2 separate regions of the Homo sapiens genome follow, and region 2 is linked to region 1. Evidence: read pairs that join two places in POLR2A ChIA-PET (ENCODE). Cell type or tissue: MCF 10A. All regions are shown on one strand. Region 1 has its middle 37 kb from the start of RUNX1. Region 2 overlaps CRYZL1 (crystallin zeta like 1).

Region 1 (5,000 bases):
TGCTTATAGTCTGGATTTCTTAAAATGAAACTTCGGAAGTTTCGTGTCATCATCGGCATGCATAAATGACGTACATTTTTCCAGGCTGTTAGTCTTTTCCTTTTAATGACTCCATGTCCAAGTAACAATCATTCTCTTCTTAGAAACTCTTCTCATTTGCACTAAAGTGATTCTATTCAAGAGAGCTTTGCCAATATATTTTAATATAACCCTTACACTTAATATCTAACTAGTATGTATCTGTCTGTTTACCTGCTTATTCATCCATCTCATGTCTCAAATTTCAAATACATCTCCTATATATATATGTGTGTGTGTGTGTGTATATATATATATATATAAAATACACATATGTACATATTCACACCTCATATTTTAATTTCATAGTTTCTTGAATGGATTAATGGATTCAGTTATTTTTGCCTTTCATTAATTTTTCTGGAAACTAGCTTTGTTTTGTTCTCCAGATTCCTTTTCTTTGACTTTGATATAAATCTAGAGAAAAGTTACCAGTGACTTATTAAATATTGACATCCCCCACCTACATTGATTCCTATACTTTTCTTTCTTCCCGCTAATTTTTGAGGGATAATGATAATGCCTGCCATTTTTTAGTATTAGTATGTGCCAGAATGTAGGCTAATGTCATCACAAAGTTATCTCTTTCAATTCTCCTAACAACCCTTAGAGGCAGATATTATTTTTCTCATTTTACAGTTTGGGAAGCTGAGACTTAGAGAAATTCAGATACTTGCTCAGGGTCACATAGATAAAGTTAGAACCACGATTTGAATCCAGATTTATCTTGTGAGATCATAATATCCTGCCTTCCTGTCTTCTTATGTATACTGACTCACACAAAGGAATTTATTTGGTCATTCATCCAGTCGTCTCAGAAATTCCTCAGTCATCTTCTGTATTGCATAGTTTAGCTAAGCTATATTAGATGAAGGGCCAATAAAAATAAATAAGACATGTTCATGTTCGCAAGGAGCTTTTCTGAGCAAGAATCTGAGCCTTGTTTAATTTTATCAATAAAATGGGATTCTATATATTTCTTGCAATCTTTAATGTATGAATCAGGATAAGCTGTGTTATGATGCAGTAACAAGCAACCTCATGATTTCAATGATTTAAAACAAGGTTAATTTATTGCCCATGCTATTTATCTCCTGAGGCTTAGGAAGGAATTCTGTTCCATGTTGTTCTCATTTTCACCCTAAAATGCAGGACAGTTTAGACCAGTAATGGTCACAGTGGCAGAAGAAAATAACTCTGGGGGTCTCAATGGGGGGCTGATATAGTTTGGATTTGTGTCCCCACCCAAATCTCATGTTGAAATGTAATCCCCAATGCTAGAGGTGGGGGCTGGGTGGGAGGTGATTGGGTCATGGGGGTGGTTTCTCATGAGTGGTTTAGTACCAGTACTATTGTTGCGAGTGAGTTCTCATGAGCTCTGGGTTGTTTAAAAGTGTGTAGTACCTCCCCCCTCTATCTTTCTCCTGCTCTGGCTGTAAGACACACCTGCTGCCCCTCTGCCTTTCACCAAGATTGTAAGTTTCCTGAGGCCTCCCCAGAAGCAGAAGCTGTTATGCTTCCTGTACAGCTTGCAGAACCATGAGCCAATTAAACCTCTTTTCTTTATCAATTACCAAGTCTCAGGTATTTCTTTATAGCAATGAGATAACTGCTAATACAGGCACTTTACTTATACTCACAATGCATTGGCCAGAGCAAGTTGTATCCCACCACAGAGGAGCCAGGATGGGGAATCCTCTAGAAGGTGGAAGTGCCAGAAGAAGGAAGAACCAGAATATCTGGAAACCAGCACTAAGGACTACCATATATATGATAATTTAAGAATTTATAGTCCAATATATGGAAAAACTTTAAAAACAGAAAACATTTTGTGCCTGAAATATTATCAGTGGCATGAAATTCTATGGGGAAATTTGATAATTCTGAGATTTTTTTTCACATTCCTTCTTTCAGGCTATGTTAAAGGGGCAAAAAAGGATATTTACTAGAAAGGTTATTATGAGTCCTTTATTTTTTGCTTTTTCAATCTATCAGACACTGCTTCAGCTAACAGCTCTGAAGGACCAGCCAGAGGTGGACAAAACCTGCTATCAATAACAAAACGAAAAGCTGAGTAGAGTATGCACACATACACACACACACACACACACACACACACACACAATCTGAGTAAAGACTCACTAAAATGGACTAGATTTGAGGGTTCAGTATCTTAAAGAGAAAGCCTGCTCATTGAGGGAAAGAGAAACCTGCCATTCTATGCTGATTTTCCCCTAAGGCTTTTTCCTGTCCATATCCTGGGCAAAGAGGCTGAGCAAGTGAGTCAGGAATAACTCAGTGGCAAAGAGGAAGAGACTCTGAGCAGAGCTTTTGTGAGTCTCGTGGCCCCAGGGAGACAAAAATTGATGTTCAGCCCTGCTAAGGCAACCAGGACTTGAGGGGCCAAAATTCCAAAGGAAAGGGAAGCAGAGAGAAATGAGACCAACACCCTGAGCTGCTTTTCTCGTAAAGTTTTTGGTTGATTATTAAATTGTTCCTGCTGAAAGGTAGATAAACTGAGTAGAAATCAGTTGCTAAGAGGCCAAAAACTTGATGCAGAATTCTTGGATATCTCATGATACTGCAGTGAAAAAAATGTGGTTCAAAGCCTGCCAAAGGAGAAGAGCCTAGTTATTAACCCAGCTGAAACCCGTGAAGTACAGTCAGACCTCCCTAATGGTGGGTTCTGCGTCTATGGATTAAACCAATTTAGGACTGAAAATACTCAGGGGAGAAAAAAAGGTGGTTGTTTGTATTGCATATGTACTGACCTTTTTTTCTTGTCATTATTTCCTAAACAATAGGCTATAACAACTAACTACATAGCATTTACATTGCATTAGAATTTATAAGTAATCTAGAGATGATTATATATATAAGAGGATATGTGTGGGTTATATGAAAACACTATACCATTTTACAAAAGGGACCTGAGCATCTGTGGATTTTGGTATTTGCTTGGGGCCCTAGAACCAATTCTCCGTGGTTACTAAGGGCTGATTGTACTATATTTCAGGAATAAGGGCAAGCCAGAAATTAGATAAAGCCTTGTAAGACTAAAATCCAATTTGAAACCAGCTCAATTTCTGATTGGATTAAGGGATCTGCCTCAAGAAGACAAAGAAAATCCTTTTTGAAATTACATAAAATAATTCAGAAATTTTACATGATTTTTCATAGTGTTTAGGATTTAATAAACAGTACCAGGCATATCAACAAACAAAACCAAGAAAGAAGAAAAAAAATGAAAATTACAATATCTGATTTAACCGTGTCACATATGTGATTACTAGGGGATCACACAGCTGGAGAGCAGATTTGTTGTTTAGAATGTAGGCCAGTAAAAAATTTTCAAGCTGAGGCAGAGAGGAAAGACTTCTATGCAACAAACTATGAAATGCTTTTGTGGGAAAGTAAAAAGAACATAAAAAAGAAAAATAAACACAAGAAAATAAATAAATAATTTCCATGAATTAGAATATTACAAAAATAGTAACTTTCCCTAAATTGAACTTTTGATTCAATGAAGTCTAAATGAGAATCACTACAAGTTTGTATTTTTGTGTGTGGAAATTGAGTAGCTGATATTTAAAAATGTAGGCAGAAATGCAGAGGATCAATAAGAGCCTTGTTTATCTCCAAGAACAAAGTCGGAGGATTTAAATGACCAGATTTGAAGCTGTGATATCAGTACAAAGGTACTGGGTAAGTTAGTATAACTGCTTTTGGGAAAATAGATCAATGGCAAGAAAGAAAAAAAAGATAAGAGAAAAAAAGAGAAACAAAAACATCCAGTGGGAAAAGAATGATTTTTAAATATTCATAAGGACAGCCACATTGAAAAAAAATGAATTTCAACCCTAGCTCACTCCATACACAAAAATTAAATGTAGATGGGTTGTAGATCTACATGTGAAAGGTTAAATTAAAAAGCTTCTAGAGGATACACAAGATAATGTTCATTGCCTTCATGAGCTAGGCAAAGGTCCTTAACTAGGACACAAGAAGCATTAGTCATTAAGAAAATTTGATGAATTGAATCACATTAAAATGAAGAATTTCTGTTTATCACACTGACACCATTAAGTGGGTGAAAGTGCATGTCACAGAGTGAGAGTGACAAGGGACTCATGACAAATCACTAAGAAAAAGACAGACATCCAAATAGGAAAATGGGCAAAAACGTTAAACAGGCAGTCAGAAAAAGAAGCTATTTAATTGGCCGATAAGCAGGTGCAAAGATGCTCAACATCAACTGAGTAAGGCAAATGCAAATTAAAATTAATAGTGGAACTGCATCACTCATCTGCCAGAATGACTAAGACAAACAAAACTTACAGCACTAGTCAGTGTTACTGAGGAATGCTCACTTTCCTACAGTGTGGTGGGAGTGTAAATTAGTACTATCATTTTTGACAAAATGAGTGGGAGTATTTACTGAAGTTACACATACACATAAACTTTGACTAGAAATTGCACTCTCAGTTTATACATTACTGAATCGCAGATATGTGCAGTAAATGTCATGTGTAAAATATTCATAGCAGTACTATTCTGAACAGCCCCAAATCTCCATGAAAAATAGAATGAATTGTGTATTTATACAATGGGATGCCACATAGCAATGAAAATGGATAAATGAATTCTTACTACACACAAAGTGAATGAATATCACAAATCAAGTATTGAGAGAAAAAGGCAGTTGCAATAAAAAGCACGGACTCTGTGATTCCATTCATATGAAGTTCAACTGGAGGCAAAGTTAATCTGTAGTGAAAATAGTCAGGTTGGCTGTTATCTTTGGGGAGTAGAGGGAGGTAGATGGGAGGGACACAAGGGGAGTTTTGGGGTGCTGATAATATTTCATTTCCTTATTTGTAGGGTGGTTATGTAAGTCTGTTCATTTTCTGAAAATGAACCAA
Region 2 (5,000 bases), 1.5 Mb before region 1:
GTCTCGTGCCTCATCCTCTTGAGTAGCTCGGACTACAGGCATGTGCCACCACAGCTGGCTAATTTTTTATATTTTTAGTAGAGACGGGGTTTTGTCATGTTGGCCAGGCTGGTCTCAAACTTTTGAGGGGTTCCACCTGCCTTGGCCTCCCAAAGTGCTGGGATTACAGGCATGAGCCACCACGCCTGTCGTACTTCTTTTAAAGAAACATTTTGCTGTGTTTTCTTCCTCAAGGAATATCTGCAATTGTTTTCTCTATATACTTTAATGGATTTCTGGACTTTAATCCATCCTCCTGATTTATAAATAAGGTAGAAGAAAAAGGCCATTTGTGTGGTTTGCCGGTCTTAGCTTAAACTTTATAGCTAGAAAATGGATGCTCTAATTTGCTTTTCTCCTTCTGGTCCATGTCATAATTCTCCAGTGTTCATCAGTGCCTAAAGGAATGGGCCTTGTTTGGTTGTTTTTTTTTTTTTTTTTTTTTTTTGAGACAGAGTCTTACTCTGTCACCGAGGCTGGAGTACAGTGGCACTGTTGGCTCACTGCAACCTCCGTCTCCTGAGTTCAAGCGATTCTCCTGCCTCAGCCTCCCGAGTAGCTGGGATTACAGGCGCCCACGACCATGCCCGGCTAGTTTTTATATTTTTAGTAGAGACGGGTTTCACCATGTTGGCCAGGCTGGTCTCGGACTCCTGACCTCAGGCGATCCACCCATCTCGGCCTCCCAAAGTGCTGGGATTACAGGCATGAGCCACCGCGCCCAGCCAATTGTTGTTGTTTTTAATAATTTATCTTCTATAGCAATTTAGTTTTGGTTACTTAATGAAAAGACTCCATATTCACAACGTACTCGAAAGAACAGGGCAATAAGGCCAACCATTCAAGGAAACTCTGGGGCCAAAAATAGGATAGTTTCCTGTAAAGGAGCCCGTGGCAGTCCTCAAATTTCAAACTGCACAATTTCAAGATAGCTCTGGATTAGAGACTCTCACTGCGTGGTATTTGAAAGAGGTCTTTATCTTTCAAAGGAAGACACACACTTGGCTCCTCACTAGGCTTCATGTACGTTCCAATAAGTGCAGCCCTCAGATCTCTGAAAAAGTGTCTTTTGGAAATTAATTTTTAATAAAATAATAAAGTATTATTGGAAATTTTAGATATAATGAATGACATTAATTTAAATAAAAATTACTTTAAATTTATAATTTTAGAAATGAAATGCCAAAGATTTGGTAGCCTAGCTCAAGTTACTGTAAGGACTTAACTGAGTAAGATTACTATTTTTGGAAGACCCAAATCCAAATTAGCCTCTGTCCCCAAAAGGTCTGATTAGAGATCACATTATTTAAGAAAAGAACTTAGGAAAAGGTTTAATTCAATAGTTCAAGAACATAAGAGAAGGTATTTGCTACTATGGATATGGTATGAAGAACATAATGAATTCCAGCATAAGAAATATATGCTGGCTGTACCACTGGAGTCCTGGTGTATCCACTGACCACATCTTCCTCCCCTGCTCACACAGGTAACTTCCACCCAACTTTCCATCCTCTACCTTTTCTCTATATCCTTAAATAACATATGCTTAATTTTGTACATTTTTGAACTGTATATAAATAAATGGCATGGGACTGTTTGTATTCTTCTGTAACTTGCTTTTTTCACTCAATGCTGTTTGTGAGAGTCATCCACTTTGATATGTTTAGCTCTTACTCATTTTCACTGCTCAATAGAAATTCATTCTATGAATATTTTCAATTATCTATTTGCTTGGTGATGGACATTTGGGCTGTTTCCAGTTTCTTTCACTATTACAAATAAGCTGCTATCAACTCTTATGCAGTATGCCTCCTAGTGCACATCAAATTTCCATAGGCTACATGAGTGGAATTACTAGGTCTGGTATATATACATCATTAATTAGATAAAGCTAAATTGTTTTCTAACATATTTGTACCAACTTACACTCCAGCACATGAAAGGTTCCATCATTCCACATCCTTCCCACACTTTGGGATGGTCATTTTTTTTTTTTTTTTGAGATGAAGTCTCACTCTTGTCACCCAGGCTGGAGTGCAGTGGTGCCATCTCGGCTCCCTGTAACCTCCACCTCCCGGGTTCAAGTGATTCTCCTGCCTCAGCCTCCCGAGTAGCTGGGATTACAGGCGTGCGCCAACAGCCCAGCTAAGATTTTTTGTATTTTTAGTAGAGACAGAGTTTCACCATGTTGGCCAGGCTGGTCTCAAACTCCTGACCTCAAATGATCTGCTCGCCTCAGCGTCCCAAAGTGCTAGGATCACAGGCGTGAGCCGCTGCGCCTGGCTGATGGTCAGACTTTTTAACTTTTGTCAGTCTGGTGGATGCATAATGTTATCTCTAAGTGGTTTTAATTGCTTTCCCCTGATTACTTAGGAGATGAAGCAACTGTTTAATATGGTTTCATGAAGTGTGTGTGTGTGTACATGTACTTTAAATATTCAAAAAATAAATTACCATAAGAAAAATTAAAAACGAATATTTCAGTTAAACTCAACACTAGTCAAAAGATATTAGAAACCAAAGATAAGTGCTCTTTTTTTTTCTTTTTTGAGACAGAGTCTCGCTCTGTCACCCAGGCTGTAGTGCAGTGGTGCAATCTCAGCTCCATCTCCAGAGTTCAAGCAATTCTCATGCCTCATCCTCCTGAGTAGCTGGAATTATAGGTGCGTGTCACCACACCCAGCTAATTTTTTTGTCTTTTCAGTAGAGACCAGGTTTTGCTATGTTGGCCTGGCTGGTCCCAAACTCCTGGCCTCAGGTGACCTGCCCACCTTGGCCTCCCAAAGTGCTGGGATTACAGGTGTGAGCCACCACACCTAGCTTGAGATGAGTGTTCTTGATTCTTTCCCGTCTCAAACTCTCCATGTACTGTCTAAATTTTATATGTTTTTTGTTTCAGTCAATAACCAAGAGTAAAAAAAAATTTTTAATTCTGATTAGGTATATAATTTAAGAGCCAAGAGAGAAATCACTTTTCAAAGATCTTACCATGAGCAGTGTTAGTAAAACTTAAAGGTCTATATATTGTTTAGTCTGAATATGAATTTTATGAATACTAATTATAAGCTAGAAGTATTCACATGACCAGCCAACATTTTTTACATACATGACTGGCTAATGATACTTTATTAAGTACAACACTTATGGTAGATTCAAAAAAATTAAAATGTTATTAAACCATATGTCAGTGAAGTAAGACTTATGTGAGCTCCAAAGTACTGAATTGCTACATACCCAAGTAATGCTCATGTACTCTAACAACTTCACAAAGTCCAGGGTCTTCAGAGTCCAGGGGCAAAATTCCTAAAAATCAAAACAAGAAATTAAAGGGATGTAAGTCAAAAATTCATTCCTAATGAGAGGCCAGTATTATTACAAATTTTGTTCAGTGAAATTTTGAGGAAGGTTCCAGTAATTACTAGTGTGGACAAGAAAAAATTCAGAAATGGGATGGGAAGTGCACTGTGCCACTCCTGCTATCGCTTTCTTCTTTCCCCTCTGAGTGACAGTAAGATGATGGCTGATGTTATAGAACAAAGTCAGAGTCTTGGGAGCATCTGGACTCCTTGTTAAAACTCTCCCTGATGGGCTGGGCGTGGTGGCTCACGCCTGTAATCCCAGCACTTTGGGAGGCCGAGGCAGGTGAATCATGAGGTCAGGAGTTTGAGACCAGCCTGGCCAACATGGAGAAACCCTGTCTCTACTAAAAATATAAAAAATTAGCTGGGCATAGTGGCAGGCGCCTGTAATCCCAGCTACTCAGGAGGCTGAGGCAGGAGAATCGCTTGAACCTGGGAGGTGGAGGTTGTAGTGAGCTGAGATTACACCACTGCATTCCAGCCCGGCCGACAGTGCGAGACTCTGTGTCAAAAAAAAAAAAAAAAAAAATTGTCCCTGATGGGTTGGGCATGGTGGTTCACACTTGTAATCCAACACTTTGGGAGGCCAAGGCAGGAGGATTGCTTGAGGCCAGGAGTTCAAAGCCAGCCTGGTCAACATAGTGAGACCTCATCTCTACAGAAGAAAAATTTAAAGATTAGTTGGATATCATGGTATGCACCTGTAGTTCTAGCTATTGAGGAGGCTGAGGCAGGAGGACTGCTTGAGTCCAGGAGTTCAGGGCTGCAATGAGCCATGATTACACCACTGCACTCCAGCCTGGGTGACAAGAGCAAGATTCTGTCTCAAACTAAGAAACAAATAAACAAAATTGTCCTTGATGCATAGCTACCTTCCTATAGTTTGGTTCCATGACATACCTCAGTATGTTTCAATTCTTTTTTTTTGAGACAGAGTCTCGCTCTGTTGCCTAGGCTGGAGTGCAATGGCGCGATCTCAGCCCACTGCAACCTCCGCCTCCTGGGTTCAAGCGATTCTCCTGCCTCAGCCTCCCGAGTAGCTGGGATTACAGGCGTGCACCACCACGCCCAGCTAATCTTTGTATTATTAGTAGAGACACAGTTTCACCACATTGGCCAGGCTGGTCTCGAACTCCTGATCTTGTGATCCACCCACCTCAGCCTCTCAAAGTGCTGGGATTACAGGTGTGAGCCACTACACCCAGCCAGAGTATGTTTCTAATAAAATCCCATTTTTCTTCTAAGCTAGTCTGATTTTGTTTTTGGTTTCTCACAAAAAGAATCTTGAATAATACAGAGTGCCACTGATTTCCTGAGCAGAATAAAAAGACAAGAAAGAAATAATCAATTCTCCAGGATAATGCCTGAGTCAAAGGCAATACTATAAAAAGCTGATGAAAACTTTCTTACAAATCTATCCTTTAAGAATTTCAAGCATGCTATAATTTTAACGCTATAAGGCTAAATATTTTTTCTTTCTTTTCTTTCTCTCTTTTTTTTTTTTTTTTTTGGACAAGGTCTCCCTCTGTCACCAGGCTGGAGTACAGTGGTGTGATCATGGCTCACTGCATCCTCAAACTTCCAGGCTCAGGCGATCTCCCA

Evidence for each region. ChIA-PET counts read pairs that join two places held together with the same protein. Peaks named below come from ENCODE experiments on the same cell type or tissue, not always from the same donor. Only the 100,000 strongest peaks of a DNase experiment are listed, where the experiment ranks them.
Region 2: POLR2A ChIA-PET joins it to region 1 with 8 read pairs; 2 of 35 experiments call an interaction of 5 or more read pairs at or near these places.

What each region holds. Positions count from the first base shown.
Region 1 is chr21:35,084,224-35,089,223 of GRCh38, forward strand. No RefSeq gene overlaps it. Among named protein-coding and RNA genes, the nearest start is that of RUNX1, 37 kb to the left of the region's middle. In MCF 10A, no CTCF peak of the experiment used is centred here; DNase peaks (open chromatin) are centred at 878 and 2,348.
Region 2 is chr21:33,610,265-33,615,264 of GRCh38, forward strand. It overlaps CRYZL1 (crystallin zeta like 1), which reads right to left. Exons shown (of 13, transcript NM_145858.3): 6 at 3,274-3,342. Among named protein-coding and RNA genes, the nearest start is that of DONSON, 24 kb to the left of the region's middle. In MCF 10A, no CTCF peak of the experiment used is centred here; no DNase peak of the experiment used is centred here.